Linked DNA regions of Homo sapiens: region 2 is linked to region 1. Evidence: read pairs that join two places in POLR2A ChIA-PET (ENCODE). Cell type or tissue: GM12878. All regions are shown on one strand. Each heading gives the region's core, and the rest is flanking DNA. Links, peaks and the distances in the headings are about the cores only. Region 1 has its middle 260 kb from the start of IDS. Region 2 has its middle 360 kb from the start of IDS.

Evidence for each region. ChIA-PET counts read pairs that join two places held together with the same protein. Peaks named below come from ENCODE experiments on the same cell type or tissue, not always from the same donor. Only the 100,000 strongest peaks of a DNase experiment are listed, where the experiment ranks them.
Region 2: POLR2A ChIA-PET joins it to region 1 with 10 read pairs; 2 of 35 experiments call an interaction of 5 or more read pairs at or near these places.

The regions. Positions count from the first base shown.
Region 1 is chrX:149,241,284-149,257,977 of GRCh38, forward strand. No RefSeq gene overlaps it. Among named protein-coding and RNA genes, the nearest start is that of IDS, 260 kb to the right of the region's middle. In GM12878, for the core only: no CTCF peak of the experiment used is centred there; no DNase peak of the experiment used is centred there.
Region 2 is chrX:149,136,701-149,153,394 of GRCh38, forward strand. No RefSeq gene overlaps it. Among named protein-coding and RNA genes, the nearest start is that of IDS, 360 kb to the right of the region's middle. RefSeq lists enhancers at 9,773-10,274, 10,275-10,774. In GM12878, for the core only: no CTCF peak of the experiment used is centred there; a DNase peak (open chromatin) is centred at 9,363.

The sequences.
Region 1 (16,694 bases), core at 6,376-8,875:
GACTTAAACACAAGATATGAAACTGTAAAACTACTAGAAGAAAACATAGGGAAAAGCTTCATGACATTGTTCTGGGCAACGATATTATGGCTAAGGACAGAAAAGCACAGACAACCAAAGCGAAAACTGGCAAATGAGTTTACATCAAGTTAAAATAAAAAGCTTCTGCACAGCAAAGGAAATAATCAACAGACTGAAGAGACAACCTACAGAATGGGAGAAAATATTTGCAAACCATGCATCTGATACAGAGTTAATATCCAAAATATATAAGGAACTCAAACAACTCAATAGTAAGAAAGTAAGTAGCCAGATTAAAAAAATGGGCAAAGAACCCAAATAGACATTTCTCAAAAGAATACATACAAATGGCCAGCAGACATATGAAAAAATGCTCAACATTATTAATCATGAGGGAAATACTAATTTAACAACAAGGAGATATCACCACATACCTGTTAAAATGACTACTATCAAAAGACAAAAGATGAGAATTGTTGGTGAGGATGTGGAGAAAAGGGAATCCTGGGACACTGTTGGTGGGAATGTAAAGACATTATGTAGTATAGTACAGAGCTTCATCAGAAAACCAAAACTAGAACTACCATGATCCATCAATCCTTCTTCTGAGTATATACCCAAAGGAAATTAAATCAGTATGTTGAAGAGATAGCTTGTATTCTCACGTTCATTGTAGCATTATTCACAATAGTCAAGATATGGAGTCAACCTAAGTATCCATCAATGAATGAATGAATGAATGAATGAATGAATACAGAAAATGCAATACACTGCATAAATATAAAATAGAATACTATTATCCCTTTTAAAAGAAGAAAATCCTGTCATTTGGGACAACATGAATAAGCCTGGTAATAAATTTATAATAATAGCTAACGTATTATTGAATATGACTATTAATTTATTTAATATTTATAACTCCTTATTTCCCCCATTTTGTGGGTTGTCTTTTCACTTTCTTATTTTTTTAAGATTGGAGAGTTGCCTTTTATTTTTAAAGATCGGTGATTCACCTTTTATTTTTAATTTTTGGTGGTACGTGGTAGGTATATATTAATGGGGTACATGAGATATATTAATACAGGAATACAATGTGTAATAATTACATCAGGGTAAATGGTATAAGTATCACATCAAGAATTTACCCTTTCTTTGTGTTACAAACAATCCAATTTTAGTTATTTTAAAAGGTACAATAAATTACTGTTGGCTGTAGTCACCATGTTGTGCTCTTAAGTAATAGATCTTATTCATTCTATCTAACAATAATTTTGTACCTATTAATCATCCCCTTTCCCCATCCCCCCGATACTACCCTTCCCATCCTCTGGTAACCATCATCGTACTCTCTATCTCCATGAGTTAAATTGTCTTAACATTTTTAGCAATGATAAATAAGTGAGAACAGGCAAAGTTTGTATTTCTGTGCCTGGCTTATTTCATTTAACATAATCACCTTCAGCTGTGTCCATGTTGCTGCAAATTACAAGATCTCATTCTTTTCCATGGCTGAATAGTACTCCATTGTGTATATGTACCACATTTTCTTCGTCCATTTGCCTGTTGATGGACACTTAGGTTGCTTCTAAATCTTGGCTATTGTGAATAGTGCAGCAATAAACATGGGAGTGCAGATAGCTCTTCAATATACTGATTTCCTTTCTTTGGGTATATACCTAGCAGTGGAATTGCCAGATCATATGGTAGTTTTTTAGTTTTTTGAGGAACCTCCAAACTGTTCTCCATAGTAGTTGTATTAATTTACCTTCCCACCAACAGTGTACGAGGGCTCCCTTTCCTCCACATTCTTGCCAGCATTCATTATTGCGTGTATTTTGGATAAAGCTATTCCAACTGGGGCAAGATGATAGCTCAATGTAGTATTGATTTACATTTCTCTGATTATCAATGATGTTGAGTACATTTTCCTATGCCTCTTTTCATAGGAAACAGGCATAGAATATTTGTATGTCTTCTTTTGAGTAATGTCTATTTAGATCTTTTGTTCATTTTTAAACCAGATTATTAGTTTTTTTTCTGATCGAGTTAATATATTCCAGTTATTAATGACTTGTCAGGTGGGTAGCTTGTAAATATTTTCTCCCATTCTGTATGTTGTCTTTTCACTTCGTTAATTATTTATTTTGCTGTGCAGAAGGTTTTTAGCTTGATATTATCCTGTTTGTCCATTTTTGCTTTGGTTCCCTGTGCTTTTGGGGTATTACTCAAGAAGTCTTTGATCATTCCACATGTCCTGGAGAGTGTTCTCGATGTTTTCTTGTAGTAGTTTCATAGTTTAAAGTTTCAGATTTAAGCATGTAGTCCATCTTGATTTCATTGTGGAATATGGTAAGAGATAGGAGTATAATCTCATTCTTTTGCATATGGCTATCCAGTTTTCTCAGCATCATTTAATGAAGAGACTGTCCTTTCTGCAATGTGTGTTCTTGGAGCCTTTGTCAAAAAGAAGTCACTATGGATGTACAGATTTATTTCTGGGTTCTCTGTTATGTTCCGTTGGTCTGTGTGTCTGTTTTTATGACAGTACCATGCTGTTTTGATTACTATACCTCTGTAATATTATTTGAATTCAGGTAATGTGATGCCTTTAATTTTGTTATTTTTGCTCAGTACGACTTTGGCTATTCAGGGATTTTGTGGTTTGATATAAATTTTAGAATTATTTGTCTATTTCTGGGATGAATGTCATTGGTATTCTGATAGAGATTGCATTGAATCTGTACACTATTCTGGATAGTATGAACATTTTGACAATATTAATTCTTCCAATCTATGAAAATGAAATATCATTCCATTTTTTGGCGTCCTCTTCAATTTCTTGCATCCACGTTTTATAGTTTTCTCTGTAGAGATTTTTTTTTTTTTAGATGGAATTTCGCTCTTGTCACCCAGGCTGGAGTGCAGTGGTGCAATCTCGGCTCACTGCAACCTCCACCTCCTGGGTTGAAGCGATTCTCCTGCCTCAGCCTCCAGAGTAGCTGGGACTACAGGCGCCCGCCACCACGCCTGGCTAATTTTTGTATTATTAGTAGAGACGGGGTTTCACTATGTTGGCCAAGATGTTCTCAATCTCCTGACCTTGTGATCTGCCCGCCGCGGCCTCCCAAAGTACTGGAATTACAGGTGTGAGCCACCACACCCGGCCCATTGTAGAGATGTTTTTGCATCTTGTGGTTAAGTTTATTCCTAGGTATTTTATTTTATATGTAGCTATTATAAATACCATTACTTTCCTGATTTCTTTTTCAGATTGTTTGCTGTTGGCATATAGATATGCTACCAATTTTGTAAGTTTATTTTGTATGCTGCAACATTACTGAAAATGTTTATCAATCCTAATAGTTTTTTGGTGGAGTCTTTAGGTTTTCCAAATAAAGATCATAACATCTGCAAAAAAGGGTAATTTGACTTCTTCCTTTTCAATTCGTATGTGCTTTATTTCTTTCTCTTGCCTGATTGCTTTAACTAGAACTTCCAGTAGTATGTTGAACAACAGTGGTGAAAATGGGCTTCCTTGTCATGTTCCAGATCTAAGAGGAAAGGCTTTTGTATTATTATTCTTGATCTTTGGGAGTTCGATTATTTAATGTCTCTGAGGTAGTGTTCTTTTGGTTAAATCTGCTTGATGTTCTATAACCTTCTTCTACCTGAATATTGATAGCTACCATAGGTTTGCAAAGCTGTTATTATTCCTTTGAATAAACTTCATACCCTAATCTTTCTCTCTCCACTTCCTCTTTAAGACCAATAACTCTTAGATTTGCCCTTTTGAGGCTATTTTCCAGATCTTGTAGGCATATTTCATAGGTTTATATTATTTTTTCTTTTGTTTTCTCTGACTTTATATTTTCAAATAGCCTGTCTCCAAGTTCCCTAATTCTTTCTTCTTGTTCAATTCTGCTGTTAAGAGATTCTGGATGTCAATTGCATTTCTCAGCTCCAGAATTTCTGCTCAATTCTTTTTAATTATTTAATCTATTTGTTAAATTTATTATAGGATTCTGAATTCCTTCTCTTTGTTATCTTGGGTTTCGTTGAGCTTCCTCAAATAGCTATTTTGAATTACATGTCCGAAAGGTCACATATCTCTGTCTCTCTGGGACTGATCACTGGTGCCTTATTTAGTTCTTTTGGTGAGGTCATGCTTTTCTGGATGGTCTTGATGCTTGTAGATGTTTGTCAGTGTCTGGGCATTGAAGAGTTAGGTATTTATTGTATCTTTCTCAGTCTGGACTTACTTGTACCAGTATTTTTTGAGAAAGCTTTCCAGGTATTTCTAGTGACTTGGGTGTGGTGATCTAAATCTATGTTAATTGCAGCCATGTCTGCTTCAGGGAACACCTCAAGCCCAGTAGTCCTGTGGCTCTTGCAGACTTATGGAGGTACTGCCTTGGTGGTCTTGGATAAGATCTGGGATCATTTCTTGGATTACCATGAAGAGACACTTGTTCTCTTCCCTTACTTTTCCCCAAACAAATGTAGTCTGTTTCTGCTTCCTGGAGCTTCCTGGAGCTGGAAGAGGGATGACACAATCATCCCCATGGCTACCACCTCTGGTAGTATGCTGGGTCAGACCTGAAGCCAGAATAGCCCAGGATCTCACCCAAAGCCCGAGTGACCACTGCCTGTCTACTGACTATGTTCACTCAAGGCCCAAGGACTCTACAATCAGAAGGTGGCAAATCCAGCCAGGCTTGTGTCCTTCCCTTCAGGGAAGCGAGTTCCCCCAGCCCCAGATGGGTCCAGATATGCTGTCCTGGAGCCAGAGCTTAGAGTTGGGGGCCTTCGGAATCTACCTGACCCGGTATTCTACTGCAGCTGAGCTGGTGCCCACGCCAGAAGACAAAGTCTTTTGCACTCTCCCCTCCCTTTTCTTCAAGCAGAGGAGTCTGTTCCTGGGCCACCACTGCCTCAGGCCCAACGCAAGTACTGCCTGATTACCACTGATGTTCACTTAAGGCCCAAGAGCACTTCAATTAGCTTGCAGTGAATGCTGCCAGACCTCACTGTCCCCCTTCAGGACAGTGGGCTCCCCTCTGGCCCAGGGAAGGTCCAGAAATACCATCCAGGAGCCAAGTCCTGGAATTGGTGACCCCAGGAACCCACTTGGTACTCTATTTCACTGTGGCCCAGCTGGTACCCAAGCTGCAAGACACAGTCTCTTTTACTCTTCCCTCCTCTTTTTCTCAGGCAGAAGGCATATCTCCCCCACCACAGCTGGGAATGTACTGGGTCACACCTGAATCCAGCACAGCTCTGAGTCTCATCCAAGGTCCATGGTGAATACTGCCTGGTACCACTGTTGATTATTCAGGGCCCAGGGGCCCTTTAGTTAGCAGATGATGGATTGTGCTAGGACTGGGCCCTTCCTTTCAAGGCAACAGGTTCCCTTCTGGCCCAGAATTTGTTTAGAAATGTAATCCCAGAGCTAGACCCTGGAATGGCAGCCTCAGTACTCTCCCTGGCATCATATTCTATTCTGGCTGAGCCGGTATCCAAGTTGCAAGTCAAAGCCCTCTTTATTCTCACCTCTCCTCTCCTCAAGCAGAGGGAAGTAGTCTCTCCTAGAGCTGTGAACTGAACTGCCTGGGGTTAGGGGAGGAGTGACACAAGTACTCCCTTGGCCTCGCTAGCTGGTGTCCCATGAAGTCATGTTCACCCCAAGTCCACTGGCTCCAAGCCCAGCATAGCACCAAGACTTGCCCAGAAATTGCAGTCCTTGTGGCCTAGACTGCCTTTCAAGTTTATTTAAGACTCCAGAGAACTTTAGCCTATGTTGGAGGAGCTTGCTGGAATCCAGGTTCCAACCACTGGGATGGACGATTTGCCTCTGGGTAGGGCTGGTCAAAAAGCTCTCTCCACGGTTGCTGGATGAGTTCTGTCTTTATTGTTTTCCACTGTGACAGAGCAGCACTGAGTTCCAATGCAATGTCCCACAGGTGCTACACTTGCCCTCCCCCAGGCACACAGATTCTCTGCACCATGTGGACCCTGCCAGGGGATGCGGGAGGAGTGGTGTTGGCAATTCAAGACTATCTTTCCTATCTTCTTCAGTGCCTCTTTCAGTGACATGCAGCTAAAACCAGGTATTGTGATCACTCACTTGACTTTTAGTCCTTATGAAGGTGCTTTTTGTGTGTAGATAGCCATTCAACTTGCTGTTCCTATGTGAAGGGACAGTCACTGGAGGCTTCTATTTGCCCATCTTGCTAGATCTCCTCTGAGCTTTGCCCTTCACTTTCTTGATACTATACTTTGAATTGTAAAAGTTTTGCTTTTGATGAAGCCCAATTTATCTATTTTTTATTTGGATGCTTGTGCTTTTGGTGTCATAGCTAAGAAATCATTGCCTAGTGCAAGGTCACAAACACTTATCCTTATATTTTCTTCTAAAAATTCTGTAGATTTAGCTCTTACATTTAGATGTTTGATGAATTTTGAGTTAATATTTGCATATGGTATGAAGTAAAGGTACACATTCGTTTGCCTGAGATATTTAGTTGTCCTAGAGCCATTTGTTGAAGTCAGAATCCCCCAAAACTTAAAGCTAATAGTCTACTGTTGACCAGAAGCCTTACAGATAACAAATATTAACAGTAAATTAACACATATTTTGTATATTATATGTATCATATACTTTATTCTTTGAAAGTAAGCTAGAGAAAAGAAAGCATTATTAAGAAAATTTATAAGAAGGAGAAAAACATTTACTAGTCTTTAAGTGGAAGTGGATTAACATAAAGGTCTTCATCCTAGCCAACTTCCTGTTGAGTAGGCTGAGGAGGAGGAAGAGGGGGTTGATCTTGCTGTCTCAGGGGTGGCATAAATGGAAGAAAATCTGTGTATAAGTGGAACCTTGAAGTTCAAATCCATGTTGTTCAACAGTCACATTTATATGCTTCTAGCTGCCATGCTCTCTCTCTCTCTGCCTGACTGTTCATCCTGTCTCCTGTGATGTGGGAATGAAGCATTGCCCTCCTGACTCGTTGTACTCTCCCTGTCCAGAAGCTGTAAGAAAAAAAAAAAAAATCTTTGAACTTACTTCCTTTTGTGGTGGTATATTGAATTTGTGCCTTCCATCTGATGAATCAGGGGCTGCCCCAGGTCAAATTTTCCCCAGAATGCCAGAGAGAACAAAAGGTCAGTCTCCCAGCTCCAGAGTGATGGTCATGCAGGCATAAACTGGACACGAGTCAGACAAGAGCCGCAAGGGCATCTGCCAGTATAAACAAGTTTCTCATGTGAGGGACCCCTTGGTTGCATGTTGAACAAGTAGGCATTAAGTCATTCACTAGGTAAAAAAAAATTATCTTATGAAAGGCACAATATAAACTCTAAAGCCCAGCTTCTCTTCATTTTCCATTAGGGCAGGGTTACTAGTTGCTCTGGTACTGGAACCCTAATTTAGCTGGAGGCTCTCAAAACACAGTATCACATTGTCTTGGTTTCTGGAAATTTGTAGTAAGTTTTGAAATCAGAATGTGTGAGTCCTTCAAATTTGTTTTTCTTTCTCAAGATTGTTTTGGGATTAAAGTTCCCTTACATTTCTATAAAAATTTTGGAATGAGCTTGTCCATTTCTGCAAAAGATGGCAGCTTGATAGGAATTGCATCAAACTAGTAAATTGATATGGGGAGTATTGTCATCTAATGCATATTAAGCATTCCAATCCATTAACACAGGCTGTCTTTCTATTTCTTTAGGTCTTATTTTTATTGTCAATTTCACTAGGCTATCTAATTGTGAACATACATTGCCAACATCTTCCTGATGGATTTACCCTTTATCATTATAAAATGTTCCTTTATCTTTACTAATAATTTATTTTTGTTAAAGTCTGTTGTCTCTGATATTATTATAGCCATTCCAACTCTCTCTTTTTATCATTTTCATGGTATATCTCCTTTCATCCTTTTATTTTTCATCGAGTTTGTATTTTTGAATTTAACATGAGTCTTCTGTAGACATGATACAGTTGGATCACATTTTTATCCATTATGTCAATCTCTTAATTGTAGAGCTTAATTCATTTACATGTAACATAACTACAGATAGAGAAGAACACAATTGTGCCATTTTGCTACATCTTTTATATATGCCATACCATTTGTTCTTAGTTTCCTCTATTACTAGAGGAAATTTGTGGTAAATAGATATTCTTTAGTGTACCATTTTAATTCCCTTGACACATTGTTTACTATATATTTTTCAGTTATTTTCTTGGTGTTTGCCCTGGGGGTTAAAAATAACACCTTAATTTAGAATAATCTTATTCAGATTAATACTCATTTAACTTCAATAGTATGCAAAAGCTTTGTACCTGCAGTTTCAAACTCCTACTTCCTGCTGTTATTGTGACAAGTTACTCTTTATACACTGAGTTCTCATAAACATAAATTTACAATTATTGCTGTGTGCAGTTGTCTTTTCAAATAACTAGAAAAAGAGGATTTACAAATTAAAAATTCATTTATACTGTCTTTTATATTTACCTATGTAGTTACCTCTACTGGTGTTCTTTTTTCCCACTTGTATTTGACTTACTGCTCTCTAGTCTCCTTTTATGTAAGCTTTAATGATTCCCCTTAGCATTTCTTACAGGGCAGATCTGTTAGCAATGAACTCTTCCCAGAATCTTTTTTTTTCTATGTTGAGATGTCTTAATTTCTCCTTCATTTTTGAAGGATAGTTTTCCCAGATGTAGAATTCCTGGGTGCAAGCATTTTTTTTTAATTTCAGCACCTTGACTATGCCATGTTACCATCTTCTGGCTGATGTGATCTCCAGTGAGAAATTAGCTGCTAATTTTATTGAGTATCCCTTGTAAGTGGTGATGAGTTATTTCTCTTGCTGCTTTCAAGATTCTATCTTTGCCTTTGAACAGTTTGGTTATGATATGTCTAGGTGTGGATCTCTTTGAGTTTATCCTTCTTATAGTTCATTGAACTTATCGGATTACAGATTAATAGTTTTGTATAAAATTTGGTAATTTTTCAGCCATTATTTTCTCCCATACTTCTTTTGCCACTTTGTCTCTCTCATTCTGGAACTTCCATTATACCTATGTTAGTACACTTGATGGTGTCTCACAGGTCTCAGATGGCCTTGCTCTTTTTCCTTCACTCATTTTTCTATTTCTAAAACAGGATAATTTCACTTGTTGAAACTTTACAAAGCACTTGTGGACATGCATTCCCCAGCCTTTCTTCCAAGGCTTTTTGGTTAATCTATTGTTTGCCCTGATTATTATGCATTGCCTCAAGCAGCAAAGACTAAAACTTTTGCCTATAAGTATTTTTGACAAATGCCCCCAGGGTAGCAACATGAGCAGTGGGGGAGTTCTGAGTCAGATGAAATAAAGAGAGGGCTTCTGGTTGGATCTTCCAGGGAACCACTAGATAAAATAATGACAATTCTTTGCAAATGAAATCTCTACTCCCTCCAGAACCAGTGATATGGGCTGTTATATTTAAGGATAACTCTGAGCTGGTTAGTGAGGAATAGTACTAGGGTAAATGAAAATACCATAAAGCTTGCTGTTCTTATTGAGATTCAGCAGTGCATTTTTTGAATAAGTGCCCCCATGGGTTGCTGCAAGACTTGGTTAACTTTCAGAGTTACAAAAAAGTTGACTCTGATAATTTTTGCCAGTTTTTTAAATTGACTTTTTTGGGGGGCAGATTTTTGGAGTTCCTTATTCCAGCATTTCACTGAGTTCACCTTTTATACCATTTTTGAGCATTTTCTGTGTTACAGACACAGAAATATCTGTCTTTATAATGACCTCATTTCATCCTTGTAATAGCACTTTAATGTGGGTATCATTCTGTTTTAATAGATAGAAATTTATGATAAAATGCTCTAAAATTGAATTATATTGATAGTTGTAAAACTCAGTAAACAAGAGAAATCATTGAATTGTACACTTAAAAATGCATAAGAAAACTGAGGCTCAGAGACATGAGATTACACTTGGAAGTAGCAGAACTGTATTAATCTGTTTTCACACTGCCAACAAAGACATACCCGAGACTGGGCAATTTATAAAGAAAAAGAGGTTTAATAAACTCACAGTTCCACATGGCTGGGGAGGCCTCACAACCATGGCAGAAGGTGAAAGGCACATCTTACATGGCAGTAGTCAAGAGAGAATGAAAGCCAAGCCAAAGGGTAAACCCCTTATAAAACCATTAGATCTCATGAGAACTCACTCACTACCACAAGAACAGTATGGGGGAAACAGTCCCCATCATTCAATTATCTCCCACCAGGTCCTTCCCACAACATGTGGGAATTATGGGAGCTAAACTGCAAGATGAAATTTGGGTGGAGACAGGGCCAAACCATATCATTCCACACCTGGCCCCTCCCAAATCTCATGTCTACACATTTCAAAACCAATCATGCCTTCCCAACAGTCCCCCAAAGTCTTAACTCATTTCACCATTAACTCAAAAGTCCACAGTCCAAAGTCTTATCTGAGACAAGGCAAGTCCCTCCCGCCTATGAGCACGTAAAATCCAAACCAAGTTAGTTACTTCCTAGATACGATTAGGTAAATACACCCATTCCAAATGAGAGAAATTGGCCAAAACCAGGGGTCTAAAGGCCCCATACAAGTACAAAATCCAGTGGGGCAGTCAAATCTTAAAGCTTCAAAATGATCTCCTTTGACTCCGTGTCTCAAATCCAGGTCACACTGATGCAAGAGGTGGGTTCCCATGGTCTTGGGCAGCTCCAGCCCTGTGGCATTGCAGGGTACAGCCTCCTTCCTGGCTGCTTTCACGGGCTGGAGTTGGGTGTCTGTGGCTTTTCCAGGCACACATGCAAGCTGTTGGTGGATCTACCATTCTGGGGTCTAGAGGACAGTGGCCCTCTTCTCACAGCTCCACTAGGCAATGTCCCAGTGGGGACTCTGTGTGGGGGCTTCAACCCCACATTTCCCTTCCTCAATGCCCTAGCTGAGGTTCTCCATGAGCGCCCTGCCCCTGGAGCAAGCTTCTGCCTGGAAATCGAGGCGTTTCCATACATACTCTGAAATCTAGGCAGAAGTTCCCAAACCTCAATTCTTGACTTCTGTGAACCTGCAGGCTCAACACCATGTGGAAGCTGCCAAGGCTTGGGGCTTGCACCCTCTGAAGCCATGCACCGAGCTGTACCTTGGTGCCTTTTAGCCATAACTAGAGCAGCTGGGATGGAGGGCACCAAGTCCCTAAGCTGCACACAGTGGAGAGCTCTGAGCCCACCCCAAGAAACTATTTTTTTCCTCCTAGGCCTTGGGGTCCATGATGAGAGGGGCTGCCTCAAAGGTCTTTGACGTGCCTTGGAGCCATTTTCCCCATTGTCTTAGCCATTAACATTTGTCTCTTGGTTACTTATGCAAATTTCTGCAGCCAGCTTGATTTTCATGAGTTTTTCTTATCTATTCCATGTCAGGCTGCAAATTTTCTGAACTTTTATTCTGTCTCCCTTTTAAAACTGAATGCTTTTAACAGCCCCCAAGTCACGTTTTGAATGCTTTGCTGCTTAGAAATTTCTTCCACCAAATACCCTAAATCATCTCTCTCAAGTTTAAAGTTCCACAAATCCCTAGGGGAGAGGCAAAATGCCACCAGTCTCTTTGCTAAAACATAGCAAGAGTGGCCTTTACTCCAGTTCCCAACAAGTTCCTCATCTCCATCTGAAATCACTTCAGCCTGGATTTCATTGTCCACATAATTATTAGCATTTTGGTCAAAGCCATTCAACAAGTCTCTAGGAAGTTCCAAACTTTCCCAAATTTTCCTGTCTTCTTCTGAGCCCTCCAAACTGTTCCAACCTCTGCCTGTTTACTCAGTTCCAAAGCTGTTTCCACATTTTTGGGTATCTTTACAGCAGTGCTCCACTCTATCAGTACCAATTTACTATATTATTCATTTTCACACTGCTGATAAAGACGTACCCGAGACTCAGGTAATTTATAAAGAAAAAAAGAGTTTAATGGACTTACATTTCCACATGGTTTGGGGGGCCTCACAATCATGGTGGAAGGCAAAAAGCTTGTCTTACATGGCAATAGGCAAGAGAGAATGAGAGCCAAGTGAAAGGGGAAACCCCTTATAAAACCATCAGCTCTCATGAGACTTATTCACTACCATGAGAACAGTATGGGGGAAACCACCCCCATGATTCAGTTATCTCCCACTGGTTTCCTCCCATAACATGTGGGAATTATGGGAGCTACAACTCAAGATGAGATTTGGGTGAGGACACATCCAAACCATATCATGAACCATAATCTAAATCCAGGTCTGTCTAAGTTAAAAAAAAAAGTTTTTCTACATCAGGTGGCCTCCTATGGTGGGGTCAAGCTGAAAGCTTGCTAAATCAGAATAAAGAAGATATAGGGAAATTGCTACCAGTTGAGGCTGGAAGTGAGCACCACAGATGGGCCCACATTCCCACAGGGAATAAGCACTTCCATAAGTTTTGTTCAAGTTATTATCAGATGAAATGTACAATAGGGAATGCATAAGTAAGGTGCAGCTGCACTAAGTTGCTCTGTGTTCTTTCCATGTGGCTATTACCCTGGCTTTCCAGGGATAAGTGTACTTTTTATAAAATTGATCTCTGTTTGTATGGAATTTTCTTTAAGGCCAAGTATAACATCTCTGACTTCACATAGAAAGATCTTGAAAGCCCTAGAAGATTTAAAGAAGAAAGTACTTTCTCAGAAAACCCTTCCTGACTTTCAGGCCAGGACAAACCCCTTCTTTATAGGCTGTTGAGGGTCTCTTAACCTTCCCTTTGGAGCACTTGTTATTATAATTTTACATGTATTAATATGACTACTGATTGTTTCCCTCATAAGACTTCAAGCTCCTTGAGAGTAGGTAAACTGACCCTCTTTTCACCTCTGTGCCAGTGTCTGACACAGAGAAGGTGCTCAGCAAATATTTGTGAATGAACTAACAGGAAACTTAGCTTCCTTCCTTTATACAGTCTGACCTTGAAATTAATCTCTTTTAAGAGGATAAAAGATTAAAAATATAGAGCATTGGTAAAAATAAATAAGATACAATATAGTAAAAAGAGACACAGAAGAAATAATCAAACCATTCTTATAGGAGTAGATCCAGGTCTTGCTGTGTCTAAATCTCATAGAATTTGAGGAACCCCTCTTTAAGAAAAAGAGTTTCTGCCAAAATACATAATTGCTAGGACCCCCACCCAGTCACAGACATGGGCACAAATTAAGGTCCCTTATTATCCGGGCAAAAGCAGCTGTAAGATTCTGCCAGGAAGCTCATGCAGAGTCCACAGATGAACCCCACCTGGAGCCAAGACTCCTGGCTGTGGGCTTGCCTAGCATAGAGGGAGCATTTGATCTCCAGCAGCCATAGAAAGGGTGTGCTGCTATCCCACTACCAAGTTTCCAGGCAGCTGGCAGTGCCACCTTCTCATCAATATCTCTGGGTTCCAAGTACCCTAGGTTGCCTACTATGATTAACCCCTGTTGTAGATTGCTCAGGAGAGTCTTTTCGTTTCCTGCTCCCTAGAGGCACAGAGAAGAGGATACAGGCCTTCCTTTTGGAGAGAGAGAGAGATAAGGTGAAAAGGAATATTGTAAAGACTAGCAGCCTCCTTGAGAACAGGGAGTGCACCAGAGACATCACCTCTGGCTATGCTGGCACAGAGTATGGACTCAGCTAATATCTGTGGCATCAAAGTGGACACAGTCTGACAAAAAGAGCCACCTTCCAGTCTTGTTTCAATCCCAGCCCTCCAGCCTAGTAGGAAGCTGCAGAGTTACTCAGTGTCTGCTTGGCAATCACCAACGGTTCCTTCCTTCTTAGACCAAAGCTGCATCTCTCTGGATTAACTGAGCCACAGAATACACAGGCCTTTTGCTATTACTTCAAAATAGTGTCCTTTTGCAGAAATCATGCCATCAATCCAATGGACATGCCTCCCTCTGCGAACAGTGAGGCCAGGGACAAATAAATGGCCAGTGCACATCATGAATCCCTCCGTGACAGGGCAGCTTGGAGAAAGGAATGGAGTTCAGCACATTTGTATAAAATAAAAACGGATGGGTTCTGTTCTGCAACAATCTGAATTTCAGCCACTCTGACATCTAAAAATGCCTTGCCCATCTTCTTCACTGTCAAATACTTTAGAGCTTGGGCTGCTTGTCAGGGCTTTTTAGTGGGAATATAAGCCTAAAAGGATACACTTTCAAAAGAATTCCTGCACCTTTCACTAACAGCAAGGCAACCAGATCTCCTAACTTCTGCAATTCAGGGCCCACCTGTAGACCAGCTTTATCATGCTCAGAAAAGGAAAAGAAGAACAAGGGCAATGGCCACTAGCAGGAGTGGAGCATCCAATTGCCAAGCCTTGAACTTGCTCCCCATTTGTCATTTCTCCATTTATGTAACAAATATTTGCTATAACCACAGTGACAGGCGACCCTGTGATCTCTCAGGAAGAGACCATATCTTGTTTCTTTTGTTGTAAATGATCATGAATTCAGGATGGAAAGAGATGTGGCCCTGGCCCTCAAGGAGATCACAAGATAGCAAGGAGACAGATAACTAACCCAATTAAAATAAATTATGACCAGTATGGTGATAAAGATAGGCACAGGTGCTATGCTAACACATAGAGAAAACCCCTAGTCTCCAGGGATGGTGCAAGGTTTCCTGAATGAAGTGACATCTAAGATGATATCATAGAAGTGAAGAGCACTAAGCCTGACAAAGGCGGAAGGGTGTTGCAGGTTATTCCATCAGGCTTAACCTGTGGTTAGAGTGGCCCCAAAAGCAGTAGCAGGGGTGTTTCTGCAAGGGATTGCCCCAAACAGGGCCAGTTGGGATTCCAAAGAAAGAAGGACTAAATGCCACAGAGATCCATCCAAAGCATTTATTAAGAGAATTTACATACAGAGTTCTGTATGTAAATTTGAGCAGTCCTCAAAATGGACAGTGAGCAGAAGGAGAATTTCCACCTAGGTAGTCTGCAACAAGGGGGTTGGGCTATGGAGTTTATGTGAGGCTTTAAGTATCTAGCTCAGGGGGAGGGGCTATTTTTTGTTTGTAGCAATATGTTTGATTTTTTAGTTTTTTGGACTGTAGCCTAAATAAGTTTATCAGTGTTTGGGAATATTCAAGAACCTGGCTTGTGTTCAAGCCTGCAGGGAAAAACATGTAGCTGGCCAGGTAGCATAGAGGTCAAGACAATCTGTGTTCCTTGATCAGGAACACAGCAGGGAGTACTACGGTACTCTACACAGACAAAGGGAAGTACAAGGCCAAAGGCTTAGAGATAAATAAGAACAGGACACATTGTGGGGACCTAAAGAAACTTAGGCTGGCTAAAGAATCCAATTTTGTCTGTCTGGCTAATGGCAAAGAAGCAAGATATGAGACTGGAGAAATAGGCAGGAGCCTGGTAATGAAACCATATTAAGAAGTTTGAATTACTATTGCAGTAATGGAGCTATTGAAAGGTTACAATCAATAAAGTAGCTGGTTAGTTTTCAATTCTGGAAATCCCTCTCTGGCTATAGAGTGAAAGGTTGAAGGAGGAGAGACTATCCATATGAAAGATGGTTTAAATAGTCCAAGAGATGATGGTTGCCTGAACTTAGGTGGAGACAGTAGGAATGGAGAAGAGTAGACAGATTCAAGAGGTATTTTCAGAGCTATATTCAATGGCACATGTAGGAAAAGAAACAGGGCTGGGTATTTCCATTCCCCAGGGCTTAAGTGAGAGACTGGAGACAGTGTCTAGAAGGGAAGGCAAGTTTAGATATGAGTCAAAAAATTGCTGCTACCAAGAGGTCCAAGGAGGCAAAAGCCAGGAGTAGGACTCCGAAGAGCAGGCCATCTTTCTGCCAGGGAAGCTATTGTCTGGGTAACCATTGAGGAGCAGGATCTAACTGATGGGAGATTGAGAGGGTCAAGAACTGGGTCCTCAAGGAATAGTTAGCTCCTGATAGCTAAGAAATAGGATCTAACACAAAATCTCACCATGCTGCTCCCATGCTATCTATTCCATTCAAGATAATCTCAAAAACAGAAGGAAGCCAGGGCCCAAAGTTTATATGCATCAGTAGCTTCAGTCATCATTGTGTGGGGTAGGGATTCTGGAAGGGCTCAGTTGGCAGATCCTGCTCCACATGGCATCAACTGGGCTCACTTGGTGGTGTCAGCTGACAGGTGGGCCAATTTGCAAAATTTGGGATGGCTTCAGCCACATGTCTGGTGCCCCAACTTCTGGGGATGGTTGGAAGTTTTCCACTCGGGGGGGATTATTGACCAGAATGCTTACACATGGCTTCAGGGTAGTTGGAGTTCATCCACAGCATCCCAGAGTTCCCAGAGAGGTGTCTCAAGATTCAGAAAATTGGTACCCATCACTGCCATTGTATTCTACTGGTCAAAGATCGTGTAGATATAGATTCCTCTTGATGGAAGGAATGCCAGCAACTTTGCATCCATCTTTAATTCACCATGAGACCTGAAAAGACATAAGGTAGGTAAGGTGCTTAGCATAGTGTCTGACACATAGTAAGCACACGATACAGGAATAGAATTTTTTGTAGCTAATGGCAAGGTTCAAGTGAAGAAAACCATGAATTGTAAGGTCTTTGCATAGTTCTCAAGCTA
Region 2 (16,694 bases), core at 7,913-10,412, 100 kb before region 1:
TGGAAGGGCAGAGAAATCAAGATCTTTGTTCCCTGGGCTCTCTCCCTGTTGGGCCACAAGTTGACAGTGGCTTCTTATCTCTATCAAAGGCCACAGCTCTGATCAGGCAACCCTCCCTTACAACCATAGCTGCAGCTCTTTTTGCATTACTATAATCATTCCTGTCCCTTTCCCCTTCAAGCCAAGGAATGGTAATGGCTCCCTATCGTTGCTAACTCCTGGGTTTCTTACCATCCCTTTTTTATTTCTCTCTGCCCATATAATTGTAAAAAGTCCATCCATTAAATTTGATAATTTAACTCACCTGTTTTTTGCCAGGACACTGTCTTATATATTCATTCAGTCTCCTGTGTGGAACATAGATGTGTTACCTGGAGTTAACTTCTTTTGTGTTTCCAATTCAGCTATCACATTATTTCCTGGAGACTGTGTAGGCCAAAGTCTAGTTTGAGTGTATAAGGGTGATGTGGTAAATAAATGGATAGTAGGGATAGAAAGGTGTGACATATTATTATTTCATGTATTCCAATGGAAAGAATGCTTATGTTCCCCCAAAATGTATATGTTGAAATCCTACCCTCCTAATGCAGTGTTATTATCAGTTGAGGCATTTGGAAAGTGATTAGATCATGAGGTTGGAACCCTCATGAATAAGATTAATGTTCTTATAAAAGAAACTTTAGAGAGCTCACACACCCTCTTTCTGTCATATGAGGACGCAGCAAGAAGATGATAGTCTGCAACCCAGAAGGGTGGCCTCATCAGAACCTGACCATAATGGCACACCAATCTTAGACTTTAAGCCTCCAGAACTATGAGAAATAGATGTTTGTTGTTTAAACTACTCAATGTGTGGTCACTGGTTATAGCATCCAGAACTAAGGTGTGTATCAGCCCACCACATGCAATAATATGTCATCAGTTGACTTCTTCTTCCGGTGAAGATAATTAGCTAGTGATGGGAAAGAGTACAACTCTTGAAGATCAAGCCACTTGACCCAGTTTGTTTTTAATAAACTTCTATATCTAATCCTCCACATAAAACATCATGCCAGCTTAACCCTGAAGGGGTCAATTCAGATCCTTCACTGAAATGCCCCATTTGAGCGAGTCTCCAAAATCAGAATGCTCTTTACTGGCATTGTTTCAATGCAGTGAGGAAATCTTATCCTTCTTTTCAAAATCACATGCAGCATCTTGCCCCTTGACAGTCAGCATACTTCATGGTAGAAAAGCAGAGTCTTAGATTCATTGTTTGATTCATGGCAACCTGAAAAGAAATGTAATCGAGCACATATTTTGATCGTATTAGTAACTGTCATTATTCCTTTCGGAACCGAGACAAGATCAGGAGACCAGTTGTTGACCACTAGTTATTTTCTATAAACAAACCTATGTACGCTTGGGCATTCAGGCATAACCTCTAATGTTTAATTTGGCAACACCCTTCCTTGATGTACACATTGCAGATTCTCCATCAGTACTAATCCAGATGCACTGTTTTCTCCAGTTTAAACAATCACTCATGAAATAATTATTAAGTAAATTAAGAAAGCCCCCTCCCCTTCTGTACTGTCAGTTGTCAGTGATAAATATAACAATAATAAAAGTGATTGAATTCAACAATCATATATGTCCCACACATATGCCAAGAGCTGATTTATACTCTATACATGAGTGGTTTTGTTTTGTGAAATATCTGCTTTCATGCACAAATGATAGTAATTGCTCTTTCTTTTGTTTGTTATTGATGTTTTGTAACATCCAACAGTGTCATCTAACACCTTTTTCTTCTTTCTCTCTGAGCAGTATATTTATCACTAAATTTGCAATGCTATCACAAACTTCTTGGTGATCAAGTGGCTTCACACCTGTGATGAAGTCTGAGTATGTGTTTGGCTGTATGAAAGAGGCCAAAATTACCAGAGGCTTCTATCTTTTATAACAGTCTGGAGTTAGAAGATTCAGGAATGACACGTAGGCTCCGCTCCAGGAAGTCATCCAGAGATCTAGGCTTCTTCTAGCTTATTGCTTCTCCTCTTTTAAGTGCTGCCCTCACCCATGTGGTTCAAGATAGCTCACTACCACATCCACAATGCAGGCAGCAGATGGGAGAAAAAGGGAGAAGGCACAATGTCTCTTTCCTTTAATGACATACTCAAGTCTCATGAATCACTTGCCTTCATATTCACTGGCTAGAATTCAGTCACTTGGACACACATAGCTGCAAAGAAGCTAAGCAATTACACATTTGTTCTGAGTGTCCACGTGCCCAACTAAAATGTCAGAGTTTTTCTTTCTGCAAAAAAAGTGGAGCACAGATCCGGGTGACCTCCAGTAACCTCTGTCACTTCTTGATATTTCTACAAGCAGCAAATCCTTAAATAGTGCTCTTGTAGTTTGAACCTGTTCTTTGTGTTTAATTAATTACTGGAAAACTTAATTGTCCACTTGCATAACAAATATTTAATGTCATGTGTTTTGTTAGAAAAGGACATGAAAGCTGTGATGCCTTTATGCAACCATTTAACAATTTTTAATATTTTGAACAGTCATAAGCATGTTTTCTCATCACACTTTTCCTTTTCTCTCTTTCTCCCTTCCTTCCTTCTTTTCCACTTTCCTTTCTTCCTTTTCTTTTTTTTTTTGCCTGCTTACATGAAATCATCCCAATCACACATTCACTTGTCCTAGAACATACAGATACATGGTCTATATTTGTACTTGAGTCCTGCTCACCATTTAAATTTACCACTTTATTCTGAGTTACAATGTTTTGGTTACCATTTTCATAAGTTTTTTATATACTTCATTAAACACTTTTAAGTCACTAATCTATTTTTGAATTGAGCTTAAAATCAAGCACAAGGAACAACAAAAAATACTGCACAACACCAATAAGCAATAATATACAAATGACATAAAAATATGAAAATGAAGAGCTATCTTATAATTAATATTAGGCAAGAGAAGTTAATCAACTAAGTCCTTATAGTGGATGTGCGATTTTAAGACTATAATGATTATTAAGAACATTAAGACATTTCTGTGACAATCATAATTAATCTTACATTTCAAATCTAGGGAACGTATGTGAATAAATTAATTTCATTGCTTTTTCCACTGAAACTAGGGAATGTTTTTGGAATCACGTGATATCCCATCAGAGATCTATGTTGGTGTTCTGAAGCCTGCACTTTGAGAAATACTATTTCCTTACTTGAATTGGCCCTGGTGTGGTTTGTATACTCATTTGCTCAGATCAACAAATCTGTTTCAACCTGGTATTGTAGCCAGAAAAAAAGATTAAGGCAGAAGAGTGGTCGTTCCTGTTATTTTCTGGTGGGGCATATATTAGGAGTTTGGGAGCAAGAAAGGCAGAAAATCAGTACTATTTAACAAAATAATCTTATTAACAGGGATTTTAATATATCTGAAAAATCAGTGCCAGTCAGTGGTGTAGTGGATTACTAAGTCACCTTTGCTATCCAGTGGTTGCTTTTCTCTAACTTCAGAAAGATTTGGAGAGATAATTTAGATATATATTCAACCTAGATTCCAGTGATCCTTGAATTTTTAAAATTTCTGGCAACACTACTAACACGCTAACATTCTAAGACCAAAGTTCTCATGAAAAATAGAGATCAAAATGACTGTTAACCCATCATTTACCCTTTGCAGACTTTGTAGGATGGAAAATTTACTTGAGTAGAATATAATCAGTGAAAGGAAGAATGTCTCTGGCATGTGTTAAAGCTAAGGAAGACATGGCTTATGGATAGCTTTCATCTGGGGCCTGGAAAGCTGAGCAGATCATTTTCCTTGACTTCTTTCTCTTGCTCTTCACTGGATCACAACTTCACCGGGCCAGTGTTTGGGGGAGCCTTCTCCAAACTTATGGAGATAATAAAGTTGACATAGAGCAGCAACATCACATAGTTATTTTAAAATTTGTGAGAAATATGAAAGATTTTAAGGAGCTAGAGTAAGACTGATACCTACTTTAACTCATTGATCTCAATGGAGTGTATTTCTGACTGAACTAGAATTGTGAAAACGGATCAAAAGGGATTTGCTTACTTCAAAAACTTTTTGCATCCATTCATCAAATTGGAGAACATCAGGACTACAAAAGACCTTAAATGGGCATATAAACCTTCCTCCTATTTTACTCCATCTGCTAGTTAATTATCCTATGGTACTGGTACTATGTAACACCAAAATGACCAATCACCATCTATATTAGTAAGATATTACCACAATAATGCTGCATAACAAGCTCCCCTCCTAAAACTCAGCACAATGCAATAATAGCTATTTCATTTGCATTCACATATTCGTGGATTAGCTAGAGATCAGCTGATGAAAGGTGGGCTCAACTGGGCTTTGCTCTAAGTTGTGGGCTGGATCCAGGTCTGTTCTACAGGTCTCTCATTTTCCTTGGGCCGTGGCTAAATGAGCATATTCTCATGGTGAAATGCAGGAGTGCAGGAGAATAACTTAACTTCACAAGCACATTTCAAGCTCTGTTAGCATCAAATCTATTAACATTATATTTGGCAAGGCCAAAATCAAGGGGGCAGGAAAATACACTCTACCTGCCACAAGGTTATGGCACAGATGTGGATGCATTAAAAATATTACAGGGCAGTGAAAAATTGGGAGCAATAATTTAGTCTACCACATCATCCCCATGTCTTTCAACTGTTTCTCATACGACATGATTCTGAGACCTCTCTCCATCCTGGGAGCTCTTCCCTTAGCATGATCATGTTTTTCCTTATTTCTCTGAAGATGTACTGGGCTCATGGCTATATAATATTTCAGGCATGGTTGATAGTCAGCAGATACATACCAGAGGTCATCCCTTTATATTAGCTGTGGCATCTATTAGCTCTGGTTCCATGTATTGCTGGAACTATACACAGTAGAGCCAATTTACCACCACTGTCTTTGTGAAGGTCTATTTTTACATGACGTGAGATTCTAGTGACGTTTTTGGTATCAATATGTTGCTAACAAGTTATTAATTAGCCACCATACTCTTTAATTAACTATCTTAATAATAAAGTTTCCATTTCTATTCTCATTTTGCAGTCAGTTAATGCTTTGCTTAGGAAGAACACATCTTATAGAATATTTTATATAATCTATTGAAGTAGCATGTTTTTTTAACAAACCAATCAGAATATATGAGTGTAAGTGTGTGTGCGTGTGTGTGTATGTGTGTGTGTGTAAATTCTCCAAATGAAGAGTCTGTTTTAAAGTGGGAAGTCATAAACATATTCAAAATGTTTGTGAACATACTTTTGAATGTACAGTACCTGCCATAGCAGTATAAAATCCATGGGCATTCACAATAGATTTAGATGTAGGTCCTTGGAGACTGCAACTCTGCTTATATAGAAACAGTAGTCAAGGTCCTGTTTCTTACTATTCTAATGGGCATATTGTTAGATCTTATGGAAGAAAATGAAAAAAAACTGTTTAGCATAGCTGTTCTGTAATATTAACACCATATACCTTTTTTCAGAGTCCTGAAAAAGTACATAAGTGACTTTCAAATCCTAAAACAGAAAGTAGCGCCCAGAGATCGGTGCTATAATTAATGATCTCAAGATGGCTTAGCAATAATTCTGATCTATAAGCTTTTGCACATTGCTATTCCCCTATCAAAAGGTGGAGTGTTTTTCCCTCCCTTTGAACCCAGGCAGGCTTTTGTAACTGCCTCAACAATGTAGTAGAAATAACAATGTGACACTAGTGCATGAAAGGCAACATGACTTTCACCTACCCACCCCATTCCTCCCTTGAGATGCTTGTCTTTGGAACCTAGCCACCACGATGTGAGGAAGACAAGTAGCCACAGGGAAAGACTATTTGTAGGCTTTAAAGCTAAAGCCTGGGAAGTTTAGTCTGCTAGCTGACAGATGACGGTACCAGTTACCACACAATGTGAGTAAGTTAGCTTTCAGATGATTCCACCCTCCAGCCTTTCAGACAATTTGCTGAGGTTGAGTACAGCAGAGATGGGCATCCCTGTCAAGCCCTACTCAAATTGCAAATTGATGAGCAAAATAAATGTTTTCTGAGGTACCTGTTATACGGTAGATAACTGGAACAGAAGCAGGGCAGAGAAATCGGTCATTGGCTTGAGGGGTTGTGGGGACAATAGAGAGTGGAGATGGTGGGTAAAAGAGGTGTTTTGAAAAAAGCAGAAGAAAAATAATGAGTTTGGTTTTAAATATGTGGTGTTTGAGCTGCCTGAGAGAGGTAAACAAGTAGAGCTGTCCAGTAAGCATGTGAATATCACAAGTAGAGCTGTCCAGTAAGCATGTGAATATCACAAGTAGAGCTGTCCAGTAAGCATGTGAATATCACAAGTAGAGCTGTCCAGTAAGCATGTGAATATCACAAGTAGAGCTGTCCAGTAAGCATGTGAATATCACAAGTAGAGCTGTCCAGTAAGCATGTGAATATCACAAGTAGAGCTGTCCAGTAAGCATGTGAATATCACAAGTAGAGCTGTCCAGTAAGCATGTGAATATCACAAGTACAGCTGTCCAGTAAGCATGTGAATATCACAAGTACAGCTGTCCAGTAAGCATGTGAATATCACAAGTACAGCTGTCCAGTAAGCATGTGAGTATCACAAGTGGAAGAGTTTGAGGAGTCATCCCTCCGAAAAGAGTACTGGCCTGGGAGGCTACAGACAGGATCGCTCATTACTTAACCCCTAACTTGCTGAGAGACCATGGGCAAGCCCTCTTCCTCTCTCAGAATCAATACCCCTGATATACACTGAGAGAGATGAAATTTTAGGGTTTGTTTTTGCTTTGCTCTAACAGCGTGTAACAGTGTTTATTATCAGATGCTTATGTATTTCTTGTTCTGTCACAGAAACATAATACAGTTGAAATCCTGGTGATCTTAAATAAGTTTACCATTCAATGAAGATAATTCAAAGATCAAATTTATCATCTAAGAGCTTCTGAAAGAAAAAAGACATCAAATGTAACTTGGACTTCTCAGAGTAACATTAATAAGACTCTCTTATGTACTCATAGAATATAATTCACCTCAGAAAATCAACCTAAGGAAGCCCACATGATATGGGGTGTGCTGACTCTGTCACAAATAGAAAGGGGGTACTTCTGACCAATCCTAACCTAGGTATATTGGAATATGTGACCATTACTTTCAAACAGATTGTACATAATTCCAACGTTGACTCTCTGCTTTTATCATGGAGCTATTTCCAATATCATGTGTCCAATGTGGTTCTTAATCTTGTTGGAGTTTCCAAGATAGCTAGGGAAAGTCTATCCAGAAGAGACTTTCTTTACACAATTTTTCATGCAGTCATGAGGAGTTTACAGATCTCCTCTTCCAGATCATGGACTAGCAGGCTAAGCACCTTCAAATTAAGACTGTTATATTCTCTTTACCAGTAGATCAACTTCCAAACAACACTTACTGTGTAATCATGGGCAGGCTTCTCAAATTCCTTACTACCCTGCTTTCCCATTTACTGTTTTATTATAATCTTTTTAAAAATAGACTTTAGTTTTAAAGCAGTTTTAGGGTATCAGGAAAATTATGCAAAGTATAGAGTTTCTATACATCCCATTACCTCACACATGCACAACCTTCCCTATTATTGATATCCTCCACCATAATGGTACATTTCTTGCAACTGATGAACCTACATTGATGCTTCATTCTTACCCAAAGTCCATAGCTTATGTGACGGTTCATACTTGGTGTTGTACATTCTTTGAGTTTCAACAAATGTATGATGACATGCATCCCCATTATAATATTATACAGAGTAGTTTCACTGCCCTAAAAATCCACTACCTATTCATTCCATTTAAAAAATCAGTGATTTTTTAATGTCTTCATAGTTTTACCTTTTCAAAAATGTCATATAGCTGGAACCATATAGTTAGTAAAGTTTTCAGACTGGGTTCTGGGTTCTTTCACTTAGGAATATGCATTTAGGTTTCCTCCATGTCTTTTCGTGGCTTGACAGTAGTTTATTTCTTTTTAGTGCTGAATAATATTCCATTGTCTTGATATATCAGTTTGTTTATCCATTCACTGACTGAAGAACATCTTTGTTGCTTCCAAGTTTTGGCAATTATAAATAAAGCTGTTCTATTTCTAGTTTGATGATAGATTGTATAACAAATGGGTGTGACATTTTGTCAAATTCTTTTTCTGTACCTGTTCATATGATTATGTGATTTTTCATTTTTAGTCTGTTGATGTGATGGATTATCATTTATTGTTTTAAGGGCAGTAAATAAGCAGAAAGAATAATATCTACCTTGCAGTATCATTTTAAGGCCTAAACTGACTAATGCATGTAAAAGGCCTAGCCTTGCAAATGGCATGTAATAGGAGTACAGTAACTTACCATTTTCTTCTTTTTAATCCCTCCAACAAAGGTGTAAACTACTGATGCTCAAGCCATGATCCCCAATCTGCTCCCAGAAAAGCTCTAAATCTCCTGCCAGAGGAGCACCCAGGCACTTGGGAGGACGCTACCACCATGTGGCTACCTCAGCCTTCTGATCCTTGCTAACTTATCAAAGGGCAAGTTTTGTGGTGTAGTGCTCCTACAATATCTTCAAAACAATAATTATCAGCATCATCACACACAGTTTTCTTATGCTTAGCAGTGCAAGTGCCTGCAAGATCATTACATATTAACTGATAAACAGATTTTTTGACCCTACAATCTGTGAAATATCATAACTGGTACAATGGAAGAAAAGGTCCATGGCTTAGAGTCCATCAGTGTTTAATTCCTCCCAGAGAGTGTTTGGAGAGATCCAGATTCATGTCAGTGACTTAATGGAGCTTTCAAACATGTTGACCAGAAGTAGGATGGACTCCAGTAGGAGTATTGTCCACAGTAAATTACATGCACACTTTGAGAATTGAGATAGCAAGAGATAAGCATTTTCTTAGACTGGCTGTCATGAAGTTCTGAAACAGTCACACTTTGAAGATTAAGGCTTGCCTACTCTATCTTCTGTACCCCCCTGACTTTGTTGTATAAAATAGAATGGGTTGGGGGGTCACATGGAGTTGGTTAAAGCTGAAGTCTAGCAAAAGAATACGCTAAGACAGACATGGATCTTCCCTGTGTGTCCCAGAGCCAGGCCTGCCTCCTGAGGCGCCCTGCTAGAGGGCCTGTGTGCTTGTGGGTGTGGGTTGTGGTCTGCTGAGTCATTGCTCTTTATTATAATTACAACTAATGAGGCTGTTGCTTTACAGGCAATTTTGTGGGCTTTCCTGCAGTTTTACTAGTTAGGAAGTAATTCATAACTATGAAGACTCTGCCTTCTTCCTAAATTTATGTGCCTAGGGAAGGGAGGTGTCTTATGTCAGAGGCGCCTAAGAAACTGCCATAGCAAAAGTCAGTCCCCATTCATTCCATGCAGCAAACATCCATTGACAGCTCCCTTGGGGTCAGGCCCTGGGGTGGGGGTGGGAAGTTGGAGAGGCGGCAGGGTTGAAGATGACATAATCCATGCCTTCACAGAGCTTGCAGTATCATGGTGGTAACAGACATGCAAACAGGTCATTCAAAAGTCGAAGGCAAAGCCAAGAGAGACCTGGAAAATCACCAGAAAGCACCTGGGATGCTGTTCAACTAAAAATCCCCAGATAAAAATGTCTTCAATCCAGAAAAAGAAGGCCAGGTCTTCTTATGCCATTGCCCTATTTAAAAAAAAAAAAAAAAAAAAAAAAAAAAAAACTTTCCACAGATACCCAGCAACTTAGAGAAAACAATTCAAACTTCAATTGTCACTTTACAAAACCTGGCTCCATCCTACCTTATAACCTTATCTCCTCTGGCCAAGGCTTCATTCTGCCCCTATGTTTTCTCACTGCTATACTGTTTCCCCTGTCTTGTGGGGTTTTAAAAATAATTTTTAAATAATTTTTATTGTGAAAATTATACAAGCTAGTGAAAATAAGTAAAACTGATGGTGGCAGCAGCCTATCTAGAGTGGCTGCTTTGAAGACGCCAGCAGCAGCGGGGAAGGCATGGCAAGGGCTATGCGCTCTGTGGAGCCAGTGGGTGCTGTAAACAGGTGATCCAAGTGGGAACCCCACCAAGTTGGCATGGCAGGAGCCCCTGCTCCCGGGTGCAGCTGTAGCCACCCAGCCATGGCTCTAGACCCAGGCATCCCTGCACTCTTAGGAGCCCAGGGAGTGCCTGCTCCTGCTCCCTGGCCTCTCCCTGCTCCTGGTGTCTGCTCCAGTGTGGAGCAAAGTTGTGGTAAACCCGGCTGAGTGTGCACATGCTTGGGGTGGCATTGACATGCTAGCCCTCTGCTGCCTTGGCCCCCTCCGGACTTTGGGAACTGACAAACACAGGAGGGCAGAGGGGGGCTGAGGGGGGCTTGGCATGGGTCTACAGGCACTCCTCAGCATGGAAAGCCTGGGCACCATGGGTGGCATGTTGATGGCAGCAGAGGCAGACAGGTTCCTGGGGGAAGGGGCAGGTCCCCAGTGAAACCTCACCTTCAAGCCAGGCCTGAAGCCTGGGGCCCGGGGGCCAGGCTGCCAGTTAAGGTGGAGTCTACCACATGGAGTGAGAATTTCATTGGCGCCTTTCAGACAATTGAATGGTGCTTTTTCAAGCCCACCCATGGCCACTCATGGACCAATCAGCATGCACTCCCTCCATTCTGAGCACATGAAAACCCCCAGACTCAGCTAGATATATTTCTGCTAGGTTTTCTAGTTTGTGTGCATAGAGGTGTTTATAATAGTCTCTGAAGTTTTTATTCGTATTTCTGTGGAGTCAGTGGTAATGCCCCTTTGTCATTTTTTGTAGTGTTTATTTGGATTTTCTCTTTTATTATTTATTAGTCTTGGTAGTGATCTATCAATCGTATTTATTTTTCAAAAATCAACTTTTGGTTGTGTTGTTCTTTTGTATGGCTTTTCTCATCTCCATTTTGTTCAGTTCAGCTGCGATTTGGGTTATTTCATTTTTCTGCTACCTTTGGTGTTGGTTTGCTCTTGTTTTTCTAGTTCCTCTAGGTATGATGTTAGGTTGTTAATCTGAAATCTTTCTAACTTGTTGATGTGGGCATTTAGCACTATAAACTTCCCTCTTAGCATTGCTTTAACTGTGTCGCAGAGATTCTGATATGTTTTATCTTTGTTTTTATTACTTTCAAAGAATTTCTTGGTTTCTGCCTTAATTTCATTGTTTACGCCAAAGTCACTGAGAAACAGATTATTTAATTTCCATTCTTTTTACTAATTTATATTTTTTTAGGTCTATGGTCTGAGACTGTGGTTGGCATAATTTTCTTTCTTTCCTTTTTTCAATTTGTTGAGAATTCCTTTATGGCCAAGCATCTGTCCAATTTGAAAGTATGCGCCTTGTGCAGATGAGAAGAATGTGTATTCTGTTTTTGTTGGGTGGACCGTTCTGTACATGAGTGTTAGGGCCATTTGGTCAAGTGTAGAGTTTGAGTTCTGAGTATCTTTGCTAGTATTTGGCCATGATGATTTGTCTAATACAGTCAGTGGGGTGTTGAAGTCTTCCACTATTATTATGTGGTTATCTAAGTCTCTTTGTAAATGTCTAAGAGCTGGTTTTATGGATCTGGGTGCTGCAGTATTGGGTGCATATATATTTAGGATATATTACATAATGACAAAGTGTTCAATTCAACAAGAAGATTTTGTTATCATTATGTAATGTCCTTCTTTGTCCTTTTTTATCATTGTTAGCTTAAAGTCTGTTTTGTTTGAAATAAGAATAGCAACTCGTGCTCTTTTTTGTCTTTCATTTGTTTGATAGATCTTATTGCATCCCTGTACTTAGAGCCTATGAATAACCTTGCGTGTGACATGGATGTCTTGAAGACAGTATACAATTGGATGTTCCTTCTTTATCCAACTTGCCACTCTGTGCCTTTTTTTTTTTTTTTTTTTTTGAGATGGAGTGCAGTGGTGCAATCTTGGCTCACTGCAATCTCTGCCTCCCAGGTTCAAGCAGTTGTCCTGTCTCAGCCTCCCCAGTAGCTGGGACTACAGGCGCACACCACCTCGCCTGGCTAATTTTTGTATTTGTAGAGATGGGGTTTCACCACATTGCTCAGGCTGGTCTCAAACTCCTGACCTCAGGCAATCCACCCTCCTCAGTCTCCCAAAGTGCTGGGATAACAGGCGTGAGCCACCACATCCAGCCCACTCTCTGCCTTTTAAGTGGGGCATTTAGCCCATTTATGTTCAAGATTAATATTGATAGGTACAGATTTGATTCTGTCATTGTGTTGTTAGCTGGTTGTTATGTGCACTTGATTGTGTAGTTGCTTTATAGTGTCAATGGTCTGTGGACTTAAGTGTGTTTTTGCAGTGGCAGGTACCAGTCTTTTATTTTTATGTTTAGCACTCCCTTAAGGACCTCTTTTAAGGCAGATCTGGTGATAATGAATTCCCATAGTACCTGCTTGTCTGAAAAAGGATTTATTTCTCCTCCACTTATAAAGCTTAGTTTGGCTGGATATAAAATTCTTGGTTGAAATTTGTTTAAGAATATTGAATATAATCCCCCAATCTCTTCTGGCTTGTAGGGTTTCTGAGAAAAGGTCTACTGTTAGCCTGATGGGGTTCTGTTTGTAGGCGACCGGCCCCTTCCCTTTAGCTGACTTTAACATTTTTCTTTTATATTTACCTTGGAGAATCTGATGACTATGTGTCTTGGAGATGTTTTACTTGTATAGTATCTCACAGGGGTTCTCTAAATTTCCAGAATTTGCATGTTGACCTTGCTGGCAAGGTTGGGGAAAATTTCCATGTATCATATCTTCAAATATGTTTTCCAAGTTGCTTGCTCTCTCTCCCACTCTCTAATGGATGCTGAAGAGTTGTAGATTTCATCTCCTTACATAATTCCATATTTCTCAGATATTTTGTTCATTATTTTTTTTCTTTATATTTATGTTACTGAGTTAATTCAAAGAACTGGTCTTTGGCCAGGTGCAGTGGCTCACACCTGTAATCCCAGCATTTTGAGAGGCCGAGGCAGGCAGATCATTTGAGGTCAGGAGTTCAAGACCAGCCTGACCAACATGGAGAAACCCCGTCTCTACTGAAAATACAAAAATTAGCCAGGCATGGTGTTGCATGCCTATAATCCCAGCTACTCAGGAGGCTGAGGCAGGAAAATCACTTGAACCCAGGAGGTGGAGGTTGCAGTGAGCTGAAATCGCACCATTACACTCCAGCCTGGGCAACAAGAGTGAAGCTCCATCTCAAAAGAAAAAAAAAAAAAAAGAACTGGTCTTCAAGCTCTGAGATTATTTTCTCAACTTGATCTATTCTGCTGTAAATACTTCTGATTATGTTATGAAATTCTTGTAGTGAGTTTTTCAGCTTTATCAGTGCAGTTTGGTTCTTCTTAAAATGGCAATCTCATCTTTCATCTCTTGACTCATTTTACTAGATTCCTTGAAATGGGTTTCAAGTTTCTCCTGCATCTCAGTGATCTTTGTTGACATCCAGATTCTCAATTTTATGCTTGTCATTTTAGCCATTTCATTCTGATTAACTGTTTCTAGGGAGCTAGTGCAGTTTTGGAGGTAAGAAGACATTCTGGCTTTTAGAGTTTCCAGGGTTCTTTCACTGGTTCTTTCTCATCTGTATGGGCTGATGTTCCTTTAAATGTGGTACAATTTGAGTATGGCCAGTTGTCTTCATTTCTGGATGTTTTCAGAGGGCTGAGGCTTTCTGAAAGGCCCTTATTTGTGGTTGAATTCTGTCTTTTATTTCACAGGGGGGTATATTCACAAAGTATTTTGGCATTGAAGTTTGAGCTTCAATCCAGTAAATCCAGTAGATGGTGCTTAAGCATAATGGATGGTAGGTAGGCCCTTAGCCAAGTGTCTTCTCTGTATTTTCTTGCATTTGTAGCCATGCTCCCTCTCAGTGCTCTGAGAGTGTGGGCTCCTTTCCCCCTCAATGCTGGCTGTAGACGTCGGCTTGACACTCCCAGTCTGTGTACTGCAGCTGTGGGGCTAGCTCAGGCTTTTGTTCCCTCCCCAACTTGGGGACAGCATGGGCAGAGACCTTGGCACTGGCAATGGCAGAGGGCCTTTCACTTGTCCCTTGGTACTCCACCCCAGAGAAACACAGAGCAGCTACCAATCAGAAACATCAGCCTAGGGTGGGACAGCTGCATTGTGGGCCCAAACTGAGGAGCCCTGCCTGGTGAAGAGCAAGAGGGTGGGGGGCTTGCGGGGAAGACAGTCTGGCTTCTCTGTATGGTGGCTATGGCATGCTGGAGGTGTGAGTAAAGCACTCAGGCTCTTTGTTCCCTTCTTGGACTGGTGGTAGCAAGGGCAGGTACTGCTACATTGGCAGTAGCAGAGGGGCTGTCAGATACCTCTGGGAATTCCACCCCAGAGAGACACAAAACATTGCAAAGGGGAACCTTCAGGCCAGGGTGAGGTAGCTACACTGCAGGCCCATGCCAGGGGTCCTTCTGATAAGGACAGGAGAGAGGGAAATACTGGGTAGAAGATGGCAGTTTCCTGGCAAAGGCCCCACCCTCAAACCTGAAGACCCACAACCCTAAATGAAGACAGACATTCCTGTTTTTGCACCCAAAAAGTTGCCTTTTGGCCCACCATGACCCCTGTCCTGCACCCATATAAACCTCAAACCCCAGGCTCCAGAAGCAGACCAGCAAGCCAGCAGATCAGCAGACAATGGCAGAATGACACAGCAGAGAAAGAGAGAAGAGGAGGATCATCTGAACACCAAGAGGAGTTCCACTGAAGTGGTTGGAGAGGAGTCCACTGGGGGACCCAACTCCAGGGGTATATCACCTTCCCATTCCATCCCCTTCTTCTAGCTCCCCATGCATCCTGCGGAAAGCCACCTCCACCACTCGGTAAAACTCCGCATTCATCCTTCAGGCCCATGTGTGACCCTATTTTTCTTGGATACTGGGTGAGAACTTGGGATACAGAAAGCTGTCACATTGGCCCTCTGCCCTTGCAAAAAGACAGAGGGCCTATTGAGCTGAATAACACTCAAGCAAAGCTGACACTGCTGCAGTGGCAATGGAGAAGAACTTGTGGGATTCTCTGCCTCTGGGATTTCCTCCTCAGAGAAATGCAGTATTGCCACCCACTGAAATGTTCAGGCAGGGTTGACGTAGCTATACTGGAGGCGCAGGTTAGGAGGTCCACCCCAGTAAAGAATAGGAGGGGCAGGGACTCATGGGAAAAACTGTTTGGCTGCTTTTCCATAAGGCAGCTGTGGTTTGCTGGAGGCCTATGATAGAACTTAGGCTCTTTCCTCCCTCCCTCCATAGACTGAGGGCTGTATGAGTGGGGGCTGTGGCAGCTGCAACAATGGTGGGCCTGTCAGTTGCCTCTGGGACCTCCATCCCAGAGAAATGCAGATCTTCTATGGGTCCAAGTGCTCAGGAAGGGGTAGGGTGACTGCACTGGGGTCCTAGGCCAGTTGACTATGCCTGACAAGGTGTACCAGAGACAAGGCCTGTAGTTCATCTGCTCCTCAGCACCATGGGTGTAGTCACTATCCTGGGGGCATGCAAGCTGGAGCTGGGGTGCTTAGGGATTCAAGGACCTTGGGCTCCATGGAGGCCTGAGCAGCAGCTCTTTCCAGCTTCCATGCAGCTCTCAATTCAGTCTGGAGGCCCTGGGAGGAGGGAGCAAGGGAGAATTTCCTATGCCCAGGATTGCAAAAGTCTGTGGCAGAAGTGTCAGTCTCTAGGGGTTCTCACTCACTCATTTCCCACGGTGGTAAGCCTCTCTTGGCTCTGCACCAGCCCTGAGTGGGTGGCTGTCCTGTCTTGCTTTTCTCTGCTCTACATGGTTCACATTGCTTCTTTGATGACTCTCAAGAAAGCAATGTTCAGGATGTCCTCCTGAACATTCCAGCTGAAGAGCTAGTGTTAACTAGCCAGTCTCATCTGCTTTCTGTGAGAGTGGCACACACTAGCTACTTCTAGTCAGTCACCTTGTCCAAGAAAAATTTGAAGTTAAGATTTTAACATATGAATTTTTTTTGGAGGGGGGCGGATACAAACATTCAGTCCATAACACTTCATGATAAAAACACTCAAACAACTAGAAAAAGAAGGGAACTTCCTCAACCTACTGCATCTATGAAAAACCTACAAATGTCATTATACATAATGGTGAGGGACTGAATGCTGTCCCCCAAGATCAGGAAGAAGAAAAATATGTTCACTCTTTCCACTTCCATTCAACACTGTACTGAAGTTTCAAGCCAGGACAATCAGGCAATAAAACAAAATAGAGTATTCTGGCAGTCGTTCAAATTATTAAACATAGAGTTACCTCGTATGACACAAATTTCACCATCTCCTTGACTCTCTTTTTAATTGTCATTCTAGTAAGTATGTAGTGGTATCTCATTGTGGTTTTAATATACATTTCCGTAATGACTAATGATGCCAAGAATCTTCTCATGTGTTTATTTGCTGTCTATGTATCTTCATAGGTTTAAAGTTTATTTAAATCCTTTGTTCATTTGTTCATTTAGGTGTTCATTTTCTTATTATTGAGTTTTGAAAGTTGTTTATATATTCTAGAATTAAATCCTTTATTAGCTATATTATTTATATGCTTTGCAAATATGTTCTCTCAGTCTAC